4 separate regions of the Homo sapiens genome follow, and all the other regions are linked to region 4. Evidence: chromatin loops called from intact Hi-C (ENCODE). Cell type or tissue: OCI-LY7. All regions are shown on one strand. Each heading gives the region's core, and the rest is flanking DNA. Links, peaks and the distances in the headings are about the cores only. Region 1 overlaps SEC62 (SEC62 preprotein translocation factor). Region 2 overlaps SAMD7 (sterile alpha motif domain containing 7). Region 3 overlaps SAMD7 (sterile alpha motif domain containing 7). Region 4 overlaps GPR160 (G protein-coupled receptor 160).

Region 1 (6,300 bases), core at 1,041-5,040, 77 kb before region 4:
ATGAAAGGGAATAAAGGGAAGATGGGGAATGAGAAACAATGAAGAAAATAATAGAAAATTTGGGAAAAGATATAGAAGAAAGAAAGCAGAGAAGGATTAAAACGGCCTTTCCAAAACGACTCTTTGTCAGTGCACTTCCATTAATCACCTCTTCAAATGAGATAGTAATAACTCTTTTTGCATTTTTCATTTTTGCCTCACCCTTACTGGAGAAGAGAAGATGAGAAAGACAGTCCCAGGAGTGTCTGGTATCTGCAGCCACAGGGGGAAAGGAAAGAGAATACAAATTGTCATTGTGTCAGTAGTTCTTATGGCTACCACATTGGGGGCAGCTGTCATTGATTAATTTGAGAACTCCTTCTGCGATCTGTTGTCCATTGTTCAGGATACATATCTTTGGCTGTTATTTTAACATTTATTTATGACACTTGTTTCTACTTACTTTGACATTTGGATACTCACTATTAGCAACATCTTATCTTTTTAATTACTGTTTTGTGGCTTATAAAAAGAGACTATAGGCCGGTGACGATGGCTCACGCCTGTAATCCCAGCACTTTGGGAGGCCTAGGCTGGCGGATCACTTGAGGTCAGGAGTTCAAGACCACCCTAGCCAACGTGGCGAAACCCTGTCTCTACTAAAAATACAAAAATTAGCTGGGCATGGTGGCAGGCACCTGTAATACCAGCTACTTGGGAGGCTGAGGCAGGAGAGTCACTTGAACTCAGGAGGCAGAGGTTGCAGTGAGCCGAGATCGCACCACTGCACTCTAGCCTAGGCAACAGAGTGAGACTCCATCTCAAAAAAAAAAAAAAAAAAGACCGTATAAGAATGAAAGTGAACTGGTACAAAGTAGTTACCATTGTGGAAAAAACAACTCAAATGCCTCATAGTTGAAGCCAAGAAGCAGACAGGCTTTGCCTCTATCAACTTATATTTGAAAAACGTAGTTTCTTTAAATCTCCATTTTTGTCTTTTGAATACTTTATTAGGTCGCTCCAGAGAAAGCTTGAAAGCAAGGCCTGTACTCCACTTGAAAAGATTCATAAAATAGATTTGTAAATTATTATTCAGCGCATGAATTTCTCAAGTATATGATTATACTAAATTAATATTCATATGTTGCAGGAAGTTGGTGAACCATCTAAAGAAGAGAAGGCTGTGGCCAAGTATCTTCGATTCAACTGTCCAACAAAGTCCACCAATATGATGGGTCACCGGGTTGATTATTTTATTGGTAGGATTATATCAGTAAAATCGTATTAGTGTACATATGTTATGAAGTTAACCTACATTTGGGATATGTAGAAGTTTTAAAAGTGCTTTCCAAATGTGATTGTTCTGGTGATGGACATATGGCAGTTGATTATTCTGTTCTTTTCTTTTATGATTGAAAATGTCTATAATAAAAAGATAACATGTTTTCTAATAACAATTGTTGGAAATTTTTTTAAATAGGATTTATTTTCAGTGTTTTAAAATACTACCTTTTGTTTAGATAGTATGCGTACTTGGAACTAAGAGCACTGGCTTTTTTTCCCCAAACAATGTCATTATAAGCTGATGTCATTTATAACACCAGAGCTTATAAGTAGGGGTTGAGTTTGCCTTTCTCATCAATTAAAAGTGAATTGCAGCTGGGTGTCGTGGCTCACACCTATAGTACCAACACTTTGGGAAGCCAAGGCAGGAGGGTTGCTTGAGGCCAGGAGTTCGAGACCAGCCTATGCAACACAATGAGACCCCATCTCTACAAAAAAATTAGATGAGTATGATGGCATGCGCCTCTGAAGTGAGAGGATGGCTTGAGCCCAGGAGTTAGAGGCTGCAGTTAACTATGATCCCACCACTGTACTCCAGCCTGGGTGACAGAGCAAGAACCTGTCTCTTAGAAGAAAAAAAAAACTAAATTGCCAGTGTAGAGGAAAAGTCCTTTATCGTCTCTTTCTTTACTGTTTTTAATGATTTGACATTCATTACAAGTTTTAAAAAGTAGATGTGCTAATCTCTTCAGATATAATATGTTTAGCTGTTTCTTGTGACAGCAGTGGATTGTTGACAGAGCTTCTTCCTCAGTGTATTAGAGTAAAACTTGATGAGAATTTTTATTACTTGCAGGGAGTGGTGAACATTTTGGTTTATCTACATATGCTTGTGATTAATAAGAGTGATAGTTACATACAGATATTTTAAATTTTTGAATATTTCCCCATTAATTTAACTTGCTTTAGTTGGTCTTTCTGAATGCCATTATTTCCCAACATTACTTTTAAAAGATACTTAATATAGTTCACAAGTTGAGGTTTTGGGGAACTACTAATCATGATCATGTTAGATTTAGTTTTCTGTTGAGTTTGGTTTTCTTTTTTGTTGCCAGAGTGTTGAAATTTTACTTTATAAAATATTATTTAGATAGACATAAATCCCCATGTATGCTAAATTTAAAATAATGAATTTCTTCTTTAGCTTCAAAAGCAGTGGACTGTCTTTTGGATTCAAAGTGGGCAAAGGCCAAGAAAGGAGAGGAAGCTTTATTTACAACCAGGGAGTCTGTGGTTGACTACTGCAACAGGTACTGTTTATTTCTTAGTGAAGAATAACATAATAATTTTAAATTTTCTTCATAGTCCTGAAGCTCCTTACATCATTAAATGTAGTGATACTACAACATAACTCAAATACTGTTTTCACATGTAACCTGATTTCTTTGGTACCTCTGGAAATGTGTTTGGTATTAGACTATTATACTTTTAACTGTATATAATTTTTATTTATGTTCTATTTTATATATTTGTGAGCCCTACTGAAGGGTCAGCAACAAAAGTCATATACCAGTGCCTACAGTAGAAAAGAAAGTTTTTTCTTTTGTAGAGCAAATTGGTTGAGGAGTCTTTTTTTCAAAACTTTTGCAGGAATTCCTATTAGCTGTGTTACCGCTACTTTTTTAGTGCCTGCACCCTGAGCCATAAGCCTCATACCCTTTCCTATTTGGTTCAGTGTTTGCTAATGTAGTATTTCTTCTAAAATCAAGGAAGCTGCAACATCTACCTTATCTTTTTCTGAGAATTTCAAGATGAAATACAGCTAATTCAGTAATATACATATATTTTTCATAATAGATACTTTTTCTGTTTTGAAAAAACTTTTGATGTTAAGTGGTTTACCTAAAAGACAAAATCACCTTCCTTTTGGAAGGAAGTATGCTGGTTTTTCTTTCCATTTCTTTTCTTTTTTTTCTTGGTTTACTTAATACTAAGCATTTTCTTAATATATGTTAACTAAATTTTGTTTTCATAACACTAAAGCTTATCTTTTGGGATTTTAGATTATTTTATGTGTACTAATATTTTATTTAATGGCACCTAAAGTATCAGCCACATAAGAACCCTCTTAAAAACCACTATTTCACAACCTGGTTTCTTAAGCTGTCAAGTTAAAGAATTATTGAATATTTCTTAAAATTCTTAGTTGCCAAAGACTAGAGGTTACTAACAGACCTTTTAGAAACAGTAGGTTTCGGCCAGGCACAGTGGCTCATGCCCGTAATCCCAGCACTTTGGGAGGCCGAGGCAGGTGGATCACAAGGTCAGGAGATCGAGACCATTCTGGCTAACAAGGTGAAACCCCATCTCTACTAAAAATACAAAAAATTAGCCAGGTGTGGTGGCGGGCACCTATAGTCCCAGCTACTCGGGAGGCTGAGGCAGGAGAATGGCGTGAACCCGGGAGGCGGAGCTTGCAGTGAGCCGAGGTTGCGCCACTGCACTCCAGCCTGGGCGACAGAGTGAGACATTGTTGAGACAAGGATGAGCTAACACTCATGCAGTTGATATTTGCTTGTCTTTTGTAGCAACTTGTCTAGTTAGAATTAGCTCCAGCAAGCATATATCCAGGGCAACTTGAATCTGCTCGTGGGGAAAAAATAAAAAGGTGAATAGAATTAGCTCCACGGTACAAACTTCCAGGCTGGGCACAGTGGTTCACGCCTGTAATCCTGACACTTTGGGAGACCAAGGCAGGGAGATCACATGAGGCCAGGAGTTCAAGACCAGCCTGGCCAACATAGCGAAACCCCATCTCTACTAAAAATACAAAAATTAGCCAGGCGTGGTGGCATGCACCTGTAGTCCCAGCAACTTGGGTGACTGAGACATGAAAATAGCTTCAGCCCGGGAGGTGGAGGTTGCAGTGAGCCGAGATCGCACCACTGCACTCCAACCTGGGTGACAGAGCAAGACTCTGTCTTAAAAACAAACCAAAAAGTACAAACTTCCTTACCTGCCACAAAACTGATGTATTTTTTACATGTTGTGTAAAAATTAAGAGATGCTACAAATGCAGAAACTGGGGCACAGAGAACTTAAGTACTTTATCTAAGGCTACACAGCTAGCAAGTGGCAGATCTAGGGTTCTACATCTAGCAGCCTGTCTCCACAGTCTGTGTTCTTAACTACCGCTCTATACTGTCTCCTCCAACAAAATGACGATGCATTTAATGGAGCTATTAGATCTGTAAGCCCAAATCTCTGAGTAGAGCAGCCAGTATGAATCCACATTTTTTGGCTTTTTAGGAGCCTTGGTACCTTGTTATTTGAAAAGCTCAAAAGACCTGAGTACAGAGAGTGTCCAAAGACACTCGATTTTCATTGTATACGCTCTTCCCACTGATGTCAGATTGTTTGAGTCCTTTCTGCACTAAAATAAATGAGAATAGCATAACTTTAAGGTCTCCAGAGCCACTTCTAATATAACCGTAGAGTCTTATTGGCCAGTTCTCATGAGTTGCTGCCCAATAGCAGACAAAATCACAAAGGGTCTCTTGACCAGTTTCTTTTTTTCTTTTTTTGGCATCCTCCAATACTGTCAGTTTTTCTGAGGCAGCTAAGTGGCATGAGGGAGTCTGAGGAAAAACAAAATAGGAAAATGTAGGATGATAAAACAATCTTTTCTAATGTGATCTATACCTTTTTATGGCCTATATCATGAATGAACTCATACATACTAGGTTAAGTCTCCACAAGACTTTGTATCACTGACCCCCAATCCAGTTATGTCGTCCTCAGTCTTGTGCACATGCCACACTCATTTTTTCTTCTAGTCTTTTTCCTATCATAACTTGCCACTTTCCCTAAACGGTTCTGTTTCCTCTGTCCCACCTGCCTCTCAAAATCACAAACAAATCCCTCAAGTCCTTCCTCTACCGAATGTACTCTTCCCCAGGCCCTCCAGCCTTCATCAGCCTTTGTATCTAAAGTTCTACTGAGTTTATCAAGTTAGTACCTCCCAGTTTGGCCCTTAACTATTTTAGAATTGCTACATATGTGTGAGTTTTTTTAAAATCTCCTGCCAGCTAAATCTGAAAACAATTGTAAGACTGTTTTATACTTTATTGTAACTCCATAGCAATTACCACAGTGTGAGCACTTCATAAAAACTCACCTTTGCCACATTGGTGGAAGTCCCCAACATGTCTGGCATTTAATAAATGTTTGTTAAATCTGAAAAAAAAATGGAAGTGAAGGAAAAAAATACAGAAGTAATTTTTTAAATGTTTTAGAAGCTGTTTTAAAACCACTTACTCAACAAATAGTCTAGGCTCCAGGAATACAATAATAACTATGACTTGGTCCCTACATCAAAACATATTCTGATCTGTTAGGGAAGATTTATAACTAATCACAATGCAGTGTGTTGAATAAGGAAGAGAGAGATGGTGAAACTATGAAGAATGACATCACACAGAAAATGTTTTAAGTAAATTTTGAAACATAAATAGGTGATTACCCAACAAACAAGAGAAGAAAGGAAATTCATTCCAAGCAAAGGGCATAGAACACACCGAGATAGGAAAGTATGAGTAGTTGTGTAAAAATGTCAGAGAGTTTTATGTTAGTAATGTGTTCTATGTCATGGGTTTAAAGCCAAACAAACGGAGGCTCTGATACTATACAAATGTTAAATAATGTCAGTCTCATCTTTCAACCTAATTGTGAAATTATTTTCAACACAATTTGATTGAAAGTTAATAATCTACTTTTCTTTCGTGGGGGTGGGCAGCTGTGCAGGAAAATTGACAGAAGCAGATGATCCTGCTGGTTCTATTGCCTTCAGTATCTACTCATCAGGGAAAAGGCTTTTTTCTACTAAAGTTGCATTGTTTGTTTTTAAAATTCTTTATTAAGAATCATTTTTTCCACTAAAGTAAATTTAAGAAAATGGGAACTGTTGCAAATGATTTAGAAGAAAATCCAAATTACTAATAATGTTGCTTCGTAGATAGCCAGCCACATTACCATTTG
Region 2 (4,000 bases), core at 1-4,000, 120 kb before region 4:
TCCCTCCAAGTGACAGCAGGTGGCATCAACTGAAAGATGTCACTGCTGTGCTGTGCCTGCCCCCAGCTATGCTCTGTGATGTTATTTTATACAGAAATGGGGAGATGCCCTCTGGATGCAACAGCCCTGAAGCAGCACTGCTTGTACCCCACTCTCACAAGGACGCTTGTCTAAAATGTCCCATCAGGTGTTACTCATTGTTACTCATAGCCCCTTTCTTTTCTTTTTTTTTTTTTTTTTTTTTGAGACAGAGTCTTGCTCTGTCGCCCAGGCTGGAGCGCAGTGGCATCATCTCTGCTCACCACAACCTCCGCCTCCTGGGTTCAAGCGATTCTCCTGCCTCAGCCTCCCGAGTAGCTGGGACTATAGGTGCACACCACCACGCCTGGCTAATTTTTTGTATTTTTAGTAAAGACAGGGTTTCATCGTGTTGGCCAGGCTGGTCTCAACCTCCTGACCTCATGTTCCGCCCACCTCGGCCTCCCAAAGTGCTGGGATTACAGGCATGAGCCACCGCGCCCAGCCCCATAGCCCCTTTCTTTAAATGAGTTGGACCAAGGTGCTGAGATTAGCTGGCGTTAAACCTACTGTCCCCCAACTATCCTCTTACTCCCCATCTCTGCCTTAGGTGCCTACTCAGCAACTTCTCACCACTCACCTCCTGTAGGTAGAAAAAGAAATTCAGCAGAAAAAAAATAACAACTAAAACCCAAAGCCCCAAGTGCAAATGAACTCTTTTAAATAGGTGTAGAGAAAGGATTGGTGGCTCAGCTGTTAAGGAACATTCAGGAGAGCCTGCAACATATTTTGTTCCAAGTAAATGTCTAGTTCAGAGGACTCAGCAGATAAAATATCCTCTCTCTAAAAAGAACTGAAATTACTGAAAATATGTGCACATTTATATCATTACACATGGCCCAAACTGCTCTGGTGAGAAAGAAGGGGGTACATCTGAGCGACAGGGACATGTATGTGTCCTCGCCCCAGGCCCTGAGTACATCCACCATGGCTGAGGGTTAGATCCTCACACATTTCAGTCCCCTGGCTGCCAGCCTACCTCTGCTTGAAAATTTATCCACGTGGTTCCTCCTTTGGATGCTCACAAATTGTCAGGTGCACACTACCACACCCAGCTAATTTTTTTTAAAGAGATGGGGGTCTACTATGTTGCCCAGACTTGTCTCAAACTCCTGGGCTCAAGTGATCCTCCAGCCTTAGCCTCCCAAGTAACTGAGATTACAGATGTGAGCCACCGCACCTGGCTCTTTAATTTATATTAGCCATTTTCTATAATTTGCTTAATTAAAATAGGAAAAGAAATAATTACTTAATGCAGTTTGTTGGGGGACGGCTGGCTCAGCGCTGAGAGAGGTGGCCAGGGAATGGTGGGAGCTGCAGTGGTGGTGGCAGTGGCTGGGGTGATAAGCACAGCCTGGGGCTGCCCCTCCTCGGGGGCCATGCTGCATTGCACTGCATGGGTAGCCACGAGCGAGTCTAGGACGCAACGGGAACTGTGGAAGGTGCATCCACAAATGGACCAATGTGTGTAATGATGGAATCTCCTTACTAACCATTACCACTGCCTCTCCTTGATAAGTGAGCCAGAGAGTGAGTGGGTCAGGGGAGAAGAAAAGAGGTCAACATGAAGCTAAAGCAGCGAGTCATGCTGTTAGCAATTCCTGTCATCTTTATCTTCACCAAAGTTTTCCTGATTGACAACTTAGATACATCAACTGCCAAGCAGCGTTTCACTACTTGATCCCCTGAGGGCTTTTCACCGAATGATGACTGGCTTGTGGATGGAGCTGTCACCCAAGTTGGACCACACGTTGCAGTCTTCCTAGGAGACTGCAGCCCAGTGGGTGGTTCCCCAGGAAGTGTACTGTGAAGAGACACCAGAGCTGGGGGCAATCATGCATGCCATGGCCACCAAGCAAATTATTAAAGCTGATGTGGGTTATAAAGGGACACAGCTGAAAGCCTTACTGATCCTTGAAAGGGAACAGAAAGTTGTTTTCGAACCTAAGTAGTATAGCCGAGACTATGTAGTGGAAGGGAACCATATGCCGGTTATGATAGACACAATGCGGAGGTAGCAGCCTTTCACTTGGACAGGATTGTGGGTGTCCCAGAGCCCTGCTGATGGTGGGCAGATCCGTTCATCTTCAGACAGAGATCAAGCCTGTTACCATGGAGCAGCTGTTGAGCCCCTTCCTAACTGTAGGACACAATACTTGTTTTTATGGGAAGTGTTATTACTACCGAGAAACAGAATCAGCTTGTGCCGATGGAGACACAATGGAAAAATCTGTCACACTTTGGCTTCCAGATGTGTGGCCTCTCCAGAAACACTGACACCCGTGGGCCAGGACTTACTGAAAAGGCAAATTGGCCAGGTGGGAGTATGATGAGCGCTACTGTGAGGCTGTGAAGAAAACGTCCCTTTATGACTCTGGCCTGTGCCGCCTGGACACCATTAACACAGCTGTCTTTGATTACCTGATTGACAATGCTGACTGCCATTACTATAAGAACTTTCAAGATAATGAGGGCGCCAGTATGCTCATCCTTCTTGATAACAACAAAAGCTTTGGGAACCCCTTGCTGGATGAAAGAAGCATTCTTTCCCCCCCTCTATCAGTGTGGCATCACTCAGGTGTCTACCTGGAACAGACGGAACTACCTAAAGAATGGTGTGCTGAAGTCTACCTTAAAATCTGCCATGGCCCATGACCCCCTCTCCCCAGTGCTCTCTGATCCTCGTCTGGACGCCATGGACCAGTGGCTCCTGAGTGTCCTGGCCACCGTGGAGCAGTGCACTGACCAGTTTGGGATGGACACTGTATGGTAGAAGACACAATGCCTTTCTCCCACTTGTAACTCTCAATAAAAAATAAGTGAAACTTCTTTTTACAAAGATAGAGAAGCAGCACAATCAATTCCAAATGGTATGAAATGGATTGGAAATGGCCAGCAGCAAGTTCTGGTGACAGGGGACAGGGTGGCCTTGGATGTCTTTGGTGTTTTCTGTAGTAGAAACTAAAGCAAAGACCACAAGTTTCTGAGCATGGAGATGTTCCTGCTGAATCACCTTCTGAATTCCTCAGCAATTGCCCATTCTAGCAATAGGCATCATAGTTGGTCAGTCTTAATTCCCAGGCCAAAGGACAATCAGACATTTTCATAGATGAATACTGGGATTGGCTCTGGAGTGTGTGTTTTGAGTGGAACATTTCAGTCCTTTCTCCACACCGGTGCATATTGTGGAAAAATATATGTATACATTCATGACTAAAATCTATTAGAACACAAGGTTCCCAGTACAGGAGCTTTCCAAGAAGATTCTACTTTTTAGCTGGTCCTGAGTCATGCCCTGTGAGGCATGGAGCACAGAGTGGAAACAAGACCAATGTGGTTCCTCTTCTCATGGCACTCATAGTCCAGAAGAGGGGCACCAGTGAGTGATCCCACATCCATACGAGCACGTTGTGAAAGGCGGGTACAGAGCATGGTGGGAACACATATGAGGGACTCTTGGCCTCCTAAAGGAAGAGGCCTCTAAAGTGAGACCTGAAAGTCAAGAGGAGAGGTGAGGCAGGAGGGAGATAAAGGAGGAATTTCCAGGTGAGGGCCAGAGCCAGAGAAAACTTTAATATGGTTGGGACTTTGAGAGTAGTTCCCAGTGCTACAGAGGGCCAGGGCCAAGGTGGGAGAGGTGGGGAGAGCAAGATGAGACTGGAGAGGTGGACAGGGCCAGGTCACAGAGCCCAGAAGACCCAGTGAAGGATTGTGGCTTTATCCTGGAGGCAGTCAGGTTTTAAGTAGGGAGCGGCATGGTTAGCTTTATATTGCAGAAAGATCACTCAGGTTGCTTTTATGAAAATAAGTTGAAGAGGACAAGACAGAGGGGAAGCCTATTCAGATAAGCAATGATGGAGTTCTATCCAGGGTGGGAGCAGTGGGGGCAGGAGGATAAGAACACAACCTAGAGGAGGCAGGG
Region 3 (4,000 bases), core at 1-4,000, 110 kb before region 4:
GCTGAGGATAATGGCTTCCAGCTCCATCCATGTCCCTGCAAAGGACATGATCTCGTTCCTTTTTATGGCTGCATAGTATTCCATGGTGTATATGTACCACATTTTCTTTATCCAGTCTATCACTGATGGGCATTTGGGTTGATTCCATGTCTTTGCTATTGTGAATAGTGCTGCAATGAACATATGTGTGCATTTATCTTTGTAATAGAATGATTTATATTCCTTTGGGTAAATAGCCAGTAATGGGATTGCTGGGTCAAATGGTATTTCTGGTTCTAAATCTTTCAGAAATCATGCATTGGCCTTCTAACTGCTCTCCCTGCTTCTGCCCTTGCCCACCCAGAGTTGATTCACAAAACAGTAAAAGTGGTCCTTTTAATATGTAAGATGGATTGTGTCAGTCTTCTGCTCAAGATTCTACAATAGCTCCCCATTGCCTTCAGAGCCAAAGCCAAAGACCTATGTCATTTGTGCTCCTCCTAACATGCCACCACCATTACCGTCCTGACCTCACCATCTACTTTTCTCCCCCTCAGTAATTCCACTATTGCTCAGCTGCCCCTGGTTAGAGCCACCTTGATACCCTGTTTTACATCTGTAAACACTATAATTCTGAGAGAAAGAAAAAGCCCACCACATCCTACAATTGTGACCCCCACAACTATATGTTAATAGATGCTCCATGCCTGAAATTACCTCAGCCTCTCTGTGATGTGTGTTTAATGCTGAGTTAATGAAAAAAATTCATAGAATTGATTACTATAATTATTTTGTCTTAAAAGGTATCTCAGCATGTGGGAAGTATGTTCTACAAGAAAACTCTTTCATTTCCTATAAGACAAGCATTTGATCAACCAGCAGATACATCCCCTCTTCTGGATCCTAATTCCTGGAGTGATACAATGAACATTTTTTGTCCCCAGGATACAATAATTCCTAAAGGAATTGAGCGAGGTAGTATGAGAAACTAAAAGCCCTCAAGGAGGAAGAATAGTCTTAGCCAGTTTTCCAAAGAGCCTAGGATATTACAAAGGATGTGTGAGGATTTCCCAGTACTGGATGGAGAATGAGAAGAGAAAGTCAGCCTTTCTGGGGCTTTCATGGAGGAGACTTGCCCAAGGGGCTTCCCTGCCAGGGCTGAATGACCCCAGCACCAAATGACTGGAGACGCATCCTTAGGAGCAAATGCTAATGAAGGGGAGATTTACAAACATCAAGAAAGCTGCAGATGGATGTTTCCATGAAGAAATCTCTGAAGAAACCAAAAGAGCTGAAACTGAAAAAAGAGCTCCCTCCCTTTTTTCACTCATTTTCCATTCCCAAACCCTGAAAGAGATAAAGGCAACCCAATGAAACCACAGAGAGGCAGAAGAGAACGGGCAGAAGTACAGAACAGAAATGGAGAAGCTGACCACGACTCCATCTCTTCTCATTCCAGATTTCCAGCGTGAAGCAGGCCCAAGCTAGGGAAGGTGAGAAGCTTTAACCTTAAATTTTCGAGTTTTGGCCAGGCGCGGTGGCTCACGGCTGTAATCCCAACACTTTGGGAGTCTGAGGCGGGCGGATCATGAGGTCAGGAGATTAAGACCAGCTTGGCCAACATGGTGAAACCCCGTCTCTACTAAAAATACAAAAAAAAATTAGCTAGGCCTGGTGGTGCGCGAATGTAGTCCCAGCTACTCGGGAGGCTGAAGCAGGAGAATTGCTTGAACCTGGGAAGCGGAGGCTACAGTGAGCTGAGATCGTGCCACTGCACTCCAGCCTGGGTGACAGAGCAGGACTCTGTCTCAAAAAAAAAAAAAAAAATCGAGTTTGAATATTATTCATGACTAGGTATTTTATTTCTGAAATACAACTATGTTATGACTGAAAGTGACTGGAGGACTGCTTTTTATCTGAGAGGGAGGTGAAAAGTCATAGTATCCACTTGAGATTTCATCCAAGGGGTGGGGAAGTTATCTCTGCAAAGCAGGTTTGAGCTGGCAAGGTGGAGTGCTCTCTGCTCACACCCTGTGGAATCCCACATTTTCAACTTGATGTTTAACAGAATGTCTCTGAAAGGATAAACAAGAAAATGATGACAGTTTGCTCAAGGAGGGGATTGGCTAACAGGATATGAAGTCTTCTTACCATATACATTCTTGAACATTTTGAATTTTTAACCATGAGAATATATTTTCTATTTAAAAAATTTACATTTAACATGAGCAAACTCTAGAAAGCAGCCTCTGAGATGGCCCACAAGGATCCCTGCATCCTGGTATCCCAAGCCCTTGTGTGATCTACTCCGCTTGAGGGCGGGCTGGGGGTATTGAGGCTTTTCTAATGAACAGAATACAGAAGGCGTGATAGATGGGATGTCACTTTTGTGGCTTCTGTCTTGGGTGCTCGCTCTCTCTCTCTCTCTGGATTTCTCACTCTTGGGGAAGCCAGATTCTTTGTCTCCAGGCAGCCCTGTGGAGAGCCCCACATTAACTTGGAAATGGATCTTCTGACGCTGCCAACAGCCATGTAAGGAAACTTGAAGGTGCCTCAGCTCCAGCCCACAGCTTGATGGCAGCTCATGAGAGACCCTCAGCCAGAGGCCCCCAGCTAAGCCACTCTGGATTTCTGACCCACAGAAACTGTAAGATAATAAATGTGTGTTGTTTTCAGCCACTAAGTTTTGAAGTAATTTATTTCACAATAATGGAGTACTAAAACAAACAAATTAAGTTGCATTTAGTAAACACAAATTGCATGCTACCCACATTCACTTTTTGATTTGGAAGGTGGGCTTTTGAAATCATTTTCCTATAAGCCTAATTTAGTTAAGCTTCCATTTCTTTCATTTTTACTAAGACAACAGGTTTTTCTTCTGACAAAAACTGTATGAAACCATCACATGTATTTGTGAATTGTTACTTTACTCTCTTGGTCCCTTTGCTGAAAGAGAGACAGGGACAGACAGAAAATCCTCCCATATTTCAAAAATATGTCTTTTTTAAGTTATTTAAGATGGCAATAAGCCAATGAATAACGAGTGGCAAGATTTTTACTAAAAATAACTTGAAAAATGCTTCACTTCCTCTTTCCCTCTTTTTATTCATCTGATGCTCAGTGTACCGAAGAACTGTTTGGTCACGTGACATTTCACCTGCTATACTACCCAGCAAACAGAAGTTTCACAAAATGCCAGGTGTGAGTTACAGATGCTGTGGTGAGGGATAAAAAGAAATGCTTAATATTTTTAATGGCAAAGTGATAATGAGGTTCAATCACTATGATGACTTTTGAGTTTCGTATTGCTGCTAAATAAGTCCATTGAGTTGGTAATTGATTGATTTGCACAGATGTATCTCAATGTTGCTCTAAGGAAAATGTTCCGATATGCCATCTTGGCATGTACTATCACCAGAAAAAACCACTGTGCTTAATTTTAGGTCCATGCATTTAAAAAAGAACCAGAAGAACACATGTAAAGGAGGCCCTCCCCAGCTCTCAGTACTCTTCATTGTAAGAGAATAAAACTGAAATTGCTTGTCCCTACCAAGATTACCTTCTACCAAGATTGTCTTCTTCTAAAGACTCCTGGGTACGTTTTAACAAAAGGGACACTTTATGAACAGATTATTTTGGAGGGTGAGGATTTTTATTTACATTATCATCTAGAAATAGTTTTTAACTTTTTCTGAAATGCCACTTGAGGCTTGAAGCATACTCTGTACTCTTTATGAATAAAAAACAAAGCAACAACAATGACAACTTCTCTCTTGTTGGAAAACCATCACAATAAAATTATGTTTGATAAATAGGGAATTATGACTTATGAAATATGTTTAGACTGATTGAGTAAATATCCAGGCAATGGAGTACTATGCAGCTGTTTCCTTTAGGGAAGTATTATAGCTATTAAGGAGAAATAATAGAATTTGAATATCACCATTATGCACCCCTAAAACATAAGCAATCTAGGCAGTAGTCATAAATGGCTGCTAACATCTCGAAAAGAGAAATAACC
Region 4 (6,300 bases), core at 1,015-5,014:
TTTGGGAGGCCAAGGCCAGCAGATCACCTGAGATCAGGAGTTCAAGATCAGCCTGGCCAACATGGCGAAACCCCGCCTCTACTAAAAATACAAAAATTAGCTGGGCGCGGTGGCATGCGCCTGTAATCCCAGCTACTCAGGAGGCTGAGGCACAAGAATTACTTGAACCTGGGAGGCGGAGGTTGCAGTGACCCAGGATCGTACCACTGCACTCCAGCTTGGGAGAGAGAACGAAACTCTGTCTCAAAAAATAAAAAAATAAAAAACAAATAAATAGTTTGAAAATATTTTCCCCAGACCCATGACTTTTTCCCTAATGGTGCCTTTTAAAGAAAAAAAAAGTTTTAAATTTTGATGAAGCCTAAGTTGTTGATTTCTTTTATGGTTTGTGTTTTTAATCTTATATCTAATAAGTACTTGCTGAACCTTATACAAGTCTTGTGGACATGTTTTGTTATGTTTTTGAGATGGAGTCTCACTCTGTCACCCAGGCTGGAGTGCAGTGGCGCATTCTCGGCTCACTGCAACCTCCACCTCCCAGGCTCCAGTGATTCCCCTGCCTCAGCCTCCTAAGTAGCTGGGATTACAGGTGCACGCCACCATGCTCAGCTAATTTTTGTATTTTTAGGAGAGACGTGGTTTCACCATGTCGACCAGGTTGATCTCGAACTCCTGACCTCAAGTGATCCGCCCACCTTGGCCTTCCAAAGTACTGGGATTATAGGCGTGAGCCTCTGCACTTGGCCGACCTGTTTTAATTACTCCTAGGTAAATATCTAGTAGTAGAAGTACTGGATCATAGGATAAGCCTATGTTGAAATGCCACACTATTTTCCAAGGGGATACACCATTTTACACCTCAAACAGCAGCGTATAGGAGTTCTCGTTACTCTACATCTTTTCCAATATTTGGTATTGTTGGTCTTTCTGATTTTAGTCATTCTGATGGATGTGAAATTGTATGTCATTGTCATTTTAATTAGCTTTATCCTGATAACTAATGATGTTGAGTACCTTTTTGTTTGCTATTGGCCATTTGTACATATTCTTTTTGGAGTGTCTTTTTAAGTATTTTGCCCATTTTTGTTTGAGTAGTTTGACTTTTTGTTATTCATTTGTAGGCACTCTTTATATATGTGGTCTGGTAGTCTGGGCACAAGTCTTTTGTTAGATAGATGTGTTGTAAGCATTTTCTCCCAGTCTGTAATTGCCTTTTCATTTTCTTATGATGAACAGAAGAATCTAATTTTAATGAGTTCACTTTATCAATTTTTTTTCTATTTGGTGCTTTTTGTGTTTTGCTTGAGAATTCTTTACTCTAAGGTTGCAAACATATTCTCCTTTGTTTTCCTTGTAGAGTCTTACCTTTTATAGCTATGCTTGTGATCTCTCCTGAGTTAATTTCTGTTAATGGTGTGAAGTGGAGTTAAGGTCCTTTTTTTTTCATACGGTTATCCAGTTAGTCCAGCACAGTGTGTTGAAAAGACTTTCCTTTCCTCCATTGAATTGCATTGGTACTTTCTTATAAATCAAGTGGACTGGTTTGAACTCTTAAGCTCATTGTCTTGAGTTCTATAATTTATAAGTCTTGAAATCAGGTAGTGTAAGTCGTCCAACTTTGTTATTGGCTATTCTAACCCTTTGTATTTTCATATATATTTTAGCATCAGCTTGTGAATATCTTTAAAAAAGAAAAAGGCCTGGTTGGATTTTGATCAGAACTACATTGAATCAACTAATCTGGGGAGGATTGACATGTTAATAATATTAATCTTCTTATCCATGAACATGGCATATCTCTGTTAAGGTCTTTAGGTTTTTTTGGCAGTGTTTTGTAGCTTTTAGCATTGACATTTTATAAATATTTATACAAATTTATTCTTATTTTATGTTTTTGAGTCTATTGGAAATGATATATTTTCCTTCATTTTTGAATTTTGTTGCTATATATAGCAATGTGGTTTTAAAAATTGACCTGTGATCTTAACTAAATTCATTTATTAATTCCAGTAGATTTTTTGTAAGTACCTTAGGATTATCAATATACATAAATGCCATCTACAAATAGTTTTATCTTATCCTTTCTAGTCTGTATGCCTTTCTTTTATTTTCTCGCCTTACTGAATGGGCTAGGATATCCTAAAATGTTGAGTAGATGTAGTAAGGACAGATATCCTTACCTTGTTTCCAATTTTAGGGGTAAAGTGGTCAGTCTTTCACACTTAAGTATAATGATAGCTATAGATTTTTCATAGATGTTCCTTATCAGGTTGAGGAAACCATCAGTTTCCTACTTTGCTGAGAGGTTTTTATCATGAATGGTTGTTGAATTTTTTCCAAAGATTTTTCTGCATCTCTCAAGATGGTCATATGCTTGTTTTCTGTATTCAGTAATGTGAATATATTTATTTTTCATCTGTTGGCACTTTCTCTTCACCTCAAATTAGGGAAAAGACCACAGTTACCCATTTTGGTTTTTTGTTTTTTTTTTTAATTACTCAGCTTTAACACTTGAATATCTTGGCATTTGTGCATGGAATATTAGTTCAGGAACATGATTTAGACAATTTGAATCAGACAATTTCCATAAAATATTTTATAAACTAAAAAGCAGCGTTTGTGTGTGTGTGTGTGTATGTGTGTGTAGAGTTATTTGGCTTGAGAGCCCTGCCTGCCCAACAAACTTATCTTAAACTCTCATCATTATTAGTCTCATGCTTAAAAAAAAAAAAGTATCATTTAAGTGAAGACTTCAGGCAGTTGAGGGAGCAAGCTACATGAGTATAAGAAAGAAGACCATCCCAGGCAGAATGGTCTTCTGAAGCACAAGTTCAAAGGCCCTGAGGTCCCAGAGGTATCCAGAAAACTGTCTCTTCAAAATTGCTTTTGCCTGACATTGAAGCAGACAGCAGGGGCTAAGAAAACATCACCACCTTCTGGCAGAATAGAAGGACTGAGCTGCTCAGGTCAAATCATTATAGTAAAATATACCTAAAATTTACCATCTTAACCATTTTTAAGTGTACAGGTCAATGGCACTAAGTACATTCACATTGTTGAGCAACTGATACTGCTATCTACGCATCTTCAGAACTTTTTCATCCTGTGCTGAAAACCTGCACCCATTAAACAGTAACTCCTCATTCTTCCCTTCTCCTAGCTCCTGGCTACTGTTTACTTTTTGTCTATGAATTTGATTATTCTAGGTACCTCATATATATGGGATCATATGATATTTGTCATCTTCTGTCTGCTTATTCACTTAGTGTAATGTCTTACGGGTTCTTCCACCTTCAGCATGTATCAGAATTTCTTTTCTTTTTTTTTTTTTTGAGACGAAGTCTTGCTCTGTCACCCGGGGTGGAATGCAGTGGCCCGATCTTGGCTCACTGCAACCTCTGCCTCCCAAATTCAAGTGATTCTCCTGCCTCAGCCTCCCTAGTAGCTGGGATTACCGCCATCTGCTACCATGCCCAGCTACTTTTTGTATTTTTAGTAGAGACAGGGTTTCACCATGTTGGCCAGGCTGGTCTCGAACTCCTGACCACAGGTGACCCATCTGCCTTGGCCTCCCAAAGTATTGGGATTATAGGCATAAGCCACCGTGCCCGGCCAGGATTTCATTTCCTTTTAAGACTGAATAATATTCTACTGTATGGATATAAAGTCGTTCTTAGGAGATGTGTATGTTATATTTCTGAATCCTGAGAATGGAAACAAAACAGGTAGAATGGTAGTGGGGCAAGCTGGCGTAGGTCTGGGATACTGTTACCAAAGACTTATAGGAGAACTGGACCCCGGCTGATTGGGTCCTGACATCACACCTGACAATGTGATGGTGAAAAAAGGATCTCCCTTAGGTGGTTGTTCTGGTTCAGTTTCTCAGCAATGATGAATAACCGTGGTTTCAGAAACCATGAACAACTAAGCATGAAGAATGTCATAACCTCTCTGGTGGTTGAGTCATACAAGGAGCCACATTCAGAAGCCCGGGATGGAGAGTGGGGTCTCAGGGACTATTGAGCACAGATTTCTGATTGCTACTTTCCAGATCATTGTATGCTTAGGCCGTTTATTTTGATGAAGAAAGCAAGACTAAAGGACATGATAATCATTGAGAACCAGGAGGCAATCTCTAGTTCAGATGTTCTTTTAAAAACTTTTTTTTTTTTTGAGACGGAGTCTCGCTCTGTCCCCCAGGCTGGAGTGCAGTGGCGCGATCCCGGCTCACTGTAAGCTCCGCCTCCCGGGTTCACGCCATTCTCCTGCCTCAGCCTCCTGAGTAGCTGGGACTGCAGGTGTCTGCCACAACGCCTGTCTAATTTTTTGTATTTTTAGTAGAGGCGGGGTTTCACCGTGTTAGCCAGGATGGTCTCGATCTCCTCACTTCGTGATCCGCCCATCTCGGCCTCCCAAAGTGCTGGGATTACAGGCGTGAGCCACTGCGCCCGGCCTTAAAAACTCTTTTTAAACCTCTTCTGTGAGCATGTTTGCTAAGCGGTCAGCCCATAAGTATCTGAACAACTGTTCTTATAATCCTTTGTTGCTCTTATTAATCCCATTCCTATATTGTTGATTTTTTTTAAGATATATTTTCTATTTGTTGATGTTGTTCTTAAAACTCAGTACCTGAATGACTAGTACAAGGTATGCAACTCCTTTCTCTTTAATTCTGAACCTTATACTTGTATTACTTATCTGTTCCCACCAAAATGATGACGAGGTGAATATATGTGTAGAATTTGCAGTCAATAAAATACAGTCACATTGTAAGGGAAGTTTATGTGAAAATATACATCACCAGAATACTAATTTACAAGCAAACATAAGGCATTGAGTAAAAATTCATGGTAGCTTTATAGAAAAATGAATTGTGTCAGTGTAACCTGATTTGTTTTCAAGAACATTTTACGGATCTGGAGGAAGCAGGGGACATAATCTTAACTTTCTCATGCTATTGATTTCATTATGAATGACATAATCAATAACAGCCCGGGGAAACAGGTTAGCTCACATGATACCACAGTTAGACGGTGGGAAGGTAACACAGAGACATTATCAAGGATATGGTTCCAGTGTGGGATAAGTCATCATTTAACCTTTTAGAGGTCAGTCTGGGAACCATTCTGTTTAATCAGTTTTAATCCATAACTGGTGGCATATTAGTGTATATGTTTGTATGCGAGAAATACTAGAAACAGAAGTCAAAATAACCTGCATTAATGGGGTACCGTATTTATAAAATACTGGACAGAATCACGTGAAGGCTAATTAATTTTGTAAGTAAGAGGTTCAAATTGGAGAATGATTGGCACTGTGCCTATTTTTGGCAGAAAAAGCCTATGGGCCATGGTGAATCACAAGGTAGTTGAACCATCACAGTAACTATAATGTGGGTATATGCAGAATACCACATTTCATACATCAGTGCTCTAGTTAATACTTGTATGAGACTGAAAGTAGGCAAATGATACAGTGAAGTCATTTCATAACTGGCAATACCAAGACTTCTCAGAACTATGTTTAGCTTGAGTGCATACTATGTAAAGAGGGTCTTACAAAATGTATACCGGAGCCACAGGAGAGCAAAACAATTATTTAAGTGATGACATCTGGTCAAGATGGCACAGGAGTTCAGGCTCCAAACACCTAGCAAAGGTAGTTATAATATAAAAAGGGTAACCAAATAAGTATAGTTGGGCTATAGTCATTCTAGTTACCTAGAATGTAAGTTGAAATACAAAGGGGTAAGCAGGCTCAAGCTGCAGGCCTCTCCAGCAGGGGCAACCAGAAACTCAGGTTTTTTAGAATAAGGGGATATAGCTTTGTGCAGTGGCCATTTCATAGCCAGTGAAGTTTATCTGAGGCACTTGCTAATTGAAAACTTTTCTCAATACCCTGCCATGATGAAATATGGTTGGCACTGGCAATTTTTGAGACTCTATGGAGACTGAACTTAACATTAAAAACAAATTAAAAAATGAAAAGATAGGGATGTAAAAGTATCCACATGAGCTGATACCAAGGAGTTGGAGCCAGGCTCCAGGGAATGTAAATTGGGAGAATAACTAAGTTTCTTCCATACCTCTAAGAAACATTGGCAACACTGAAATCAGAGACTGCAGTGCCCTCCCTCCCAAACCTAAGAAGGAAGGCTGGAAAAGATGGCTTACCTGGAAGGAATGGGCTTCTGGAAGTTTCAGAGACAAAGACACAGCTTCAGAACCAGAAGCTGAGCCATGCTGCTTTCTTGGCCCAGGGCCTGGATCCGCAGTATCGCTGATACCACAACTGAGCAGG

What was found. Hi-C counts contacts between places; a loop is a spot of excess contacts. Peaks named below come from ENCODE experiments on the same cell type or tissue, not always from the same donor. Only the 100,000 strongest peaks of a DNase experiment are listed, where the experiment ranks them.
Region 1: a loop joins it to region 4, with 4 times the contacts of the local background. A loop is called at or near these places in 4 of 110 quality-filtered maps.
Region 2: it touches region 4 in a loop (4-fold over the local background); 3 of 110 quality-filtered maps call a loop at or near these places.
Region 3: it touches region 4 in a loop (4-fold over the local background); 3 of 110 quality-filtered maps call a loop at or near these places.

Annotation. Positions count from the first base shown.
Region 1 is chr3:169,974,479-169,980,778 of GRCh38, forward strand. It overlaps SEC62 (SEC62 preprotein translocation factor), which reads left to right. Exons shown (of 8, transcript NM_003262.4): 2 at 1,130-1,238; 3 at 2,468-2,573. Among named protein-coding and RNA genes, the nearest start is that of SEC62, 11 kb to the left of the region's middle. In OCI-LY7, for the core only: CTCF peaks have their summits at 2,251, 2,487 and 2,690; DNase peaks (open chromatin) are centred at 3,889 and 4,153; H3K4me3 peaks cover 1,211 bases; H3K27ac peaks cover 4,000 bases.
Region 2 is chr3:169,930,356-169,934,355 of GRCh38, forward strand. The region is part of intron 7 of SAMD7 (sterile alpha motif domain containing 7); the gene reads left to right. It also overlaps the pseudogene FAM20BP1. Among named protein-coding and RNA genes, the nearest start is that of SAMD7, 21 kb to the left of the region's middle. In OCI-LY7, for the core only: a CTCF peak has its summit at 14 (motif pointing right); DNase peaks (open chromatin) are centred at 36, 1,056, 1,516 and 1,966; H3K4me3 peaks cover 2,632 bases; H3K27ac peaks cover 3,313 bases.
Region 3 is chr3:169,937,536-169,941,535 of GRCh38, forward strand. SAMD7 (sterile alpha motif domain containing 7) reads left to right here. Exons shown (of 9, transcript NM_001304366.2): 9 at 783-1,640. The coding sequence ends at 971. Among named protein-coding and RNA genes, the nearest start is that of SEC62, 27 kb to the right of the region's middle. In OCI-LY7, for the core only: a CTCF peak has its summit at 2,298; DNase peaks (open chromatin) are centred at 1,946, 2,416, 3,116, 3,426 and 1 weaker place; H3K4me3 peaks cover 2,304 bases; H3K27ac peaks cover 3,639 bases.
Region 4 is chr3:170,051,480-170,057,779 of GRCh38, forward strand. All of the region lies in intron 2 of GPR160 (G protein-coupled receptor 160), which reads left to right. LOC124909455 (a long non-coding RNA gene) reads right to left here. Exons shown (of 3, transcript XR_007096156.1): 2 at 6,174-6,300. It also overlaps the pseudogene RNU4-38P. Among named protein-coding and RNA genes, the nearest start is that of GPR160, 17 kb to the left of the region's middle. RefSeq lists enhancers at 3,582-3,721, 4,052-4,111, 4,142-4,191, 4,332-4,831, 5,643-5,862. In OCI-LY7, for the core only: CTCF peaks have their summits at 2,931 (motif pointing left) and 3,141; DNase peaks (open chromatin) are centred at 2,912, 3,852 and 4,332; H3K4me3 peaks cover 2,077 bases; H3K27ac peaks cover 2,966 bases.